2 separate regions of the Homo sapiens genome follow, and region 1 is linked to region 2. A link is a contact called in ENCODE Hi-C data. All regions are on one chromosome and are shown on one strand. The core of a region is the stretch at or near the end of the contact, and the rest is flanking DNA. Distances in the headings are between cores, read along the strand shown.

Region 1 (2,976 bases), core at 348-2,847, 250 kb before region 2:
TCTGGCCAACTATCAAGTCCACACCAAGTTGACTCCTGGGAGTTGAGTGAGGCATACCAGATGGACAATCGGGTTGGGCTTATATAAGGTTTTCCTTGATCCATAAATGGGTCTCTAACAAGCTGAATAACCTTCCAAATTAAACGCTGACCACCCAAACACTTTCCGGCAGCACTTATTTGTAAAGATTTTTATATTTTGTTGCTCTTAGATGAACTGTAATAAATTTGTAATGAATTAGAAAAGCAAACATTACTTTTTTATTTGGTAAATTATCTGACTTTTCAACATTAACATTTTTTTAAAAATAGATTCTTAAATTCTGTACTTCCTTCAAACAAAAAGCATTTGCCAGAAAAACAAGTCATTATGGCTCATATTTCAAAGATGTTTTACGCCTGGCTGCATGCTTGAATCCTGGCTATATCCAAGTTTTGGATAGGGCTGCCTCCTTGAAAAGCACTGGGAAATAACGACAGGGTTAATCAGAGTGATGGGATGGGGTGGAGAAAAGAAACTTCAACAGACTGATCTCTCCCTCTGCCTTTCTAGTCTGAATGCAGCTGATAAATGAGTTCATCTACCACACAAAATAGCCTTTGTTTCATTCTGTAGCTTTCTGGCTTTCCACTGCTAGGAAAAGAAAAGAGGCAGTATGGTTTGCCTCAACTTGCCTACTTACCACTGGCGCTTTTCATTTTTAGACTTACTATACAGTAAAACTATTTCCTGAAATTTGCCTTTATTTCAGTGTTAACCATTTCCCCCCAGCTTTCATTTTAAAATATTCAAACCTGCAGAAAAGTTGAAACAACAGTACAAGTAAGGGCATGCACTCTTCACTTGGATTCATCAGTTGTTAACGTTTCACCAGGTCTGCTCTCTCCTTGTCCCTGCGTATCGTTTCTGCTGAGCTATTTGAAAGTAAATTGCAGGCAGCGCAGCAATCACCCCAAGTACTTCAGCACGAAATCGCCTAAGAACAAGAACATGCTCTTAACTCTCAGTGTGATAATACACACACACACACACACACACACACACACACACACACAGTCAATATTCAAATTTCCCCAACTGTCCCAATAATTTTTTTTTTTTTTTGAGATGGAGTCTCACTCTGTCACCCAGGCTGGAGTGCAGCCGCACGATCTTGGCTCACTGCAACATCCGTCTCCCAGGTTCAAGCGATTCTCACCCCCCTAGACTCCCAAGTAGCTAGGACTGCAGACAGGCACCATCACACCTGGCTAATTTTTGTATTTTTAGTAGAGACGGGGTTTCGCCATGTTGGCCAGGCTGGTCTCAAACTCCTGACCTCAAGTGATCCACCCGCCTCAGCCTCCCAGTGTTGGGATTACAGGCGTGAGCCCAGTAATTCTTTTAAAAGCTCTTTTGTTTTGTTTGCTGACTCGACCCAGTCCAGTATCACACGTTGCATTTAGTTGTTATAATGCTGAGCACTTTTTAGCCCACATTAAACGTGTGTCTGATTTGTCACTCTCACTGATTAAGAAATCTCAGATAAATGAAAGCTTGATTCTGCAATTAATCCGGAAGTTACAACTCTTGAAGTACAGCCATGAGTATCAGAACATACTGTTCCAACGGCGGAAGTGGCTACATCATTAAATTATCCTGTTGAATAAATGACATAACTCATTCAGAAATGGAGCAGGGCATACAGGTAGGAAAAATGTTAACTGCTCACCACCTCTCATCGTCTGTAGTCAGGGACACAGACAGTTTGCAGCAGAGGCTGACATTCTGCCCTTGTCAAAGTCACAGACACTGGGAGCTAGGCATCTTTCAAGGTAGCTCTTCTCCCTCCCATGGAAGGCATCCCACGGAAGACCCCACCACGGTCTTCCAGCTTCGCCTTCAATGCTTATCATGGGTAGCCTGGAACCCAGAATGCCTGGGTTCCAGCTTAGCTATGTGACATTGAGCGGGTCACTTAAACACTCTTTAGCGGCCCAGCTTCTTTAGCTAATGAGAGCACACTGCCATCTGCCTCAACTGCACCTGAAGACTGTTAAGGGGAGCAAACAAGAAAGAATGTGGGAAGGCATCACCCTTCACCAGGTCAGCCATCACTGACTTGACAAGGAGCTTGCTACTGTCACGCTGGGTGCCTTTGCTGCCCTAACAGCTCTTCCCCTGGGTCCACTGTCCTCCACTAAGGAGAAAGGCATTGAATCAGTCCTTACTGCTTTCTTTACCAGATTAAGCAGCCCCATTTTCTTCAACTAAAATGCCCTTGATCTGGACACTGTACTCAACTTAGTGCAACCTAAGAAGCAGACACCACCCGGACCTTGGGTTTGATCAAGCCAGATATCCCCCATCCCTTGAGCAATTGATCATTTATAACCAAAGAAAGAACTGGCCCTTATTCCCCATGAAATTTCACAGGATTAGTGTTTTGGATGCTTTGGGGTTCTTCCATCTGTCCTCCAGGAAGCTATTCACTCCTTCAAGTCTTGAGTCATCTGAGAATTCTCTGAGCATGGCCTGTCCATCTTCATCCGAGCCACAGACATCACTGTTGACTTGAAGCACACCATCAAAGTTCTCCCTCTAGGATAATGCCAGCCTCTTCACCAGCATTACTTGGGTACGGGTGTTCCCAACAGCTGTGAACCCACAGGACTAGGCTATCACTCATTCATTCGTTCATTCATTCATTCATGCATTCAGAGCTGCTGAGCACCCACTGTGAGCCAGCCCTGCACTTGGCACTAGCCCCTCAAGAAAAAGAGGAGGAAGCTGGCGCACTTATGGCTTTTCCACTCAGATCCTCCTGATTACAAATCCCTGCATCCTCCCTTTCTATCCCTTTAGTATGTCCATCAAGAAGGAAATGACTTCTTTGGAAGGGCCTGGGCATCTGCTTTCTTTGATACACTATTCATAAACATTCAGGGCATAATTTATCAAGAAACTTGGGTGTCAGCTTAGACAACACTGCATCTG
Region 2 (2,807 bases), core at 217-2,716:
AGAGCAATAACAATTATGGGCAAAACCAGATCTCTGACATTTCTACTATCACTGTGCTAAAAAAGAAAGCAGGACAAAAGGTGATATTGCGTTATATATCCTATATGTGCATATAACTCCAAAAACATTTTAATGCGAGGCTTAATTTTATTCATGAACAAAGACTCATTATTTAACTCTCCCAACTGCACCCTACTGTGTGATTCTCTGATAGGGTTTAATAATTTGATCAGTTTATAGAATAGCGAAATGAAATGGGAAAAGATAATTTATGCTACTTTATGTCTAAGTAGAAAGCAAAAAAGGTTTTATTTTTCTAAGAATTTGCAGTGTAGTTTGATTTTCTGTTGTACTGTTCACAAGTAGATCCAAGGTTACATGCTTGCGGCTATAAGACAGCAATTATTGGCCAAACCTGGTGACTCAGGCCTGTAATCCCAGCACTTTGGGAGGCCGAGGTGGGTGGATCAGTTGAGGTCAGGGGTTCGAGACCAGGCTGCCATTTTCTTTTTCTTTTTTTTTCAGACAGGGTCTCACCCTGTCGCCCAGGCTGGACTGCAGTGATGTGATTGCAACCTCTGCTGCCGGGTTCAAGCGATTCTCCCACCTCAGTCTCCTCAGTAGCTGGGACTACAGGTGTGTGCTACCACGCCTGACTGATTTTTGTTATTTTTAGTAGAGAGATTTGCATTTTCAGTACAGACAGGGTTTTGCCATGTTGGCCAGGCTGGTCTTGAACTCCTGACCTCAAGTGATCTGCCCGCCTCAGCCTCCCAAAGTGCTGGGATTACAGGCCTGAGCCACCGTGCCTGGCCAAGACAGCAATTATTAACTTCAGTGAAGTTAATACATTTATATACAAAAATCTAAATATAATGATCTTAATACTGAAAAGAGGTATCTATTAAATTGATAAATGAATGATCAACTTTATGGAAAGGCAAATTTTCAAAGATATTAGAGATGTAAAGGATTTTAGCTATTAGTCCATCACTAGAATTTACATATAAGAAAACATAGATTCACAAAGCTAAATTATATTTGGCCAAAGATTAAAGAAGGATTAAAGATTAGGTCTCTGATTCTTATTTCAACTCCAGAACTCTTTCCATTTCACCTATAAAGATGTGTGTCACAAAATCTGTATTTGTCAATAATCTACATAAAATATATTATTTGAACGTTTTATGAAATGAATTTACCCATCAAGCAATTACTAGGAGTTCCATGGGCTCTGAAAGTGGAAGAATATAATTCTTACCTGCTATTAAGGAGTCCACAGTTTAGTGGAAAAAAACTGGCATATAAATAGATCATTACAATACAAACCTGAATAAAGTGATGTGGTATTACTTGGGGAAGAAATAATTTCCTCCTTTGAAAAAGTGTCTTTCACTTTCTTTTTCCTTTTTGAGACCGGGTCTTGCTCTGCTGCCTACAGCTGAAGCACAGCGGCATGATCACAGCTCACTGCAACCTCTGCCTCCTGGGCTCAAGCCATCCTACCGCCTCAGCAACCGGAGTAGCTGGGGCTACAGATGTGAACCACCATGCCCAGCTAACTTTTGTATTTTTTGTAGAGACGGGGTTTCGCCATGTTGCCCAGGCTGGTCTCAAACTCCTGGGCTCAATCGATTTGCCTGTCTCGGCCTCCCAAAATGCTGGGATTACAGGCATGAGCCACTGCGCCCAGCCTCAAGAAGCCTTTTCAAAAAATTATTTTTAATTTTTATGAGTACATAGTAGGTATATATATTATGGGGTACATGAGATATTTTGATACAGGCATGTGATGCATAATAACCACATCATGGAGAATGGGGTATCCATCCCCTCAAGCATTTATCCTTTGTGTTACAAAAAATCCAATTATACTCTTTTAGTTATCTTAAAATGTACAATTAAATTGTTATTGACTATAGTTACCCTGTTGTGTTATCAAATACTAGGTCTTATAAATTCTATTTTTTTGTACCTATTAACCATCCCCACCTGCCCCTGCCCCCCACTACCCTTCCCAGCCTCTAGTAACCATCCTTCTACTCTGTATCTCCATGAGTTCAATTGTTTTGATTTTTAGATTCCACAAATGAGTAAAAACATGCAATGTCTGTCTTTCCATGCCTGCCTTATTTAACATAATGATCTCCAGTTCCATCCATGTTATTACAAATGACAGTATCTCATTATTTTTTTGGGGGCAGAACAGTACTTCATTGTGTGTAAGTATCACATTGTCTTCGTACATTCATCTGTTGATGGACCCTAAGGTTGCTTCCAAATCTTGGCTATTGTGAACAGTTCTGCAATTAACATGGGAGTGCAGCTATTTCTTCAATATACTGATTTCCTTTCTTTTGGGTATACACCCAGTAGTGGGATTGCTGGACCATATGTACTTTTATTTTATGTTTTTTGAGGAATCTCCAAACTATTCTTCATGGTGGTTGTACTAATTTACATTCCCACCAACAGTGTATGAGGGTTCCCTTTTCTCCATATCCTCACCAGCATTTGCTGTAGCTTGTCTATTAGATATAAGCCATTTTAACTGGGGTGAGATGATATTTTATTGTAGTTTTGATTTGCATTTCTCTGATGATCAATGATGTTGATCACCTTTTTTTTGGAGATGGGGTCTTGCTCTGTTGCCCAGGATGGAGTACAGTGGCACAATCATGGCTCACTGCAGCCTTGACCTCCCAGGTTCAAGTGATCCTCCCACCTCAGCTTCCCAAGTAGCTGGGACCACAGGAGCACACCACCACATCAGGCTAATTTTTAAATTATTATATTTGTAGAGACAA

Evidence for each region. A loop is a pair of places that touch in the nucleus more often than their neighbours do. Pooled maps may share reads with other maps.
Region 1: a pooled map shows a loop between it and region 2 (2.3-fold over the local background). The contact joins two enhancer-like sites. A Hi-C loop is called at or near these places in 1 of 50 pooled maps.

The regions. Positions count from the first base shown.
Region 1 is chr18:26,439,417-26,442,392 of GRCh38, reverse strand. No RefSeq gene overlaps it. Among named protein-coding and RNA genes, the nearest start is that of LINC01543, 18 kb to the right of the region's middle. RefSeq lists a silencer at 782-982. Within about 2 kb of position 1,597, at least 2 of the 41 ENCODE cell types and tissues checked have a DNase peak (open chromatin) inside an H3K27ac peak, as active enhancers do.
Region 2 is chr18:26,189,355-26,192,161 of GRCh38, reverse strand. The region is part of intron 6 of PSMA8 (proteasome 20S subunit alpha 8); the gene reads right to left. Among named protein-coding and RNA genes, the nearest start is that of TAF4B, 36 kb to the left of the region's middle. RefSeq lists enhancers at 507-586, 1,295-1,404. Within about 2 kb of position 1,466, at least 7 of the 41 ENCODE cell types and tissues checked have a DNase peak (open chromatin) inside an H3K27ac peak, as active enhancers do.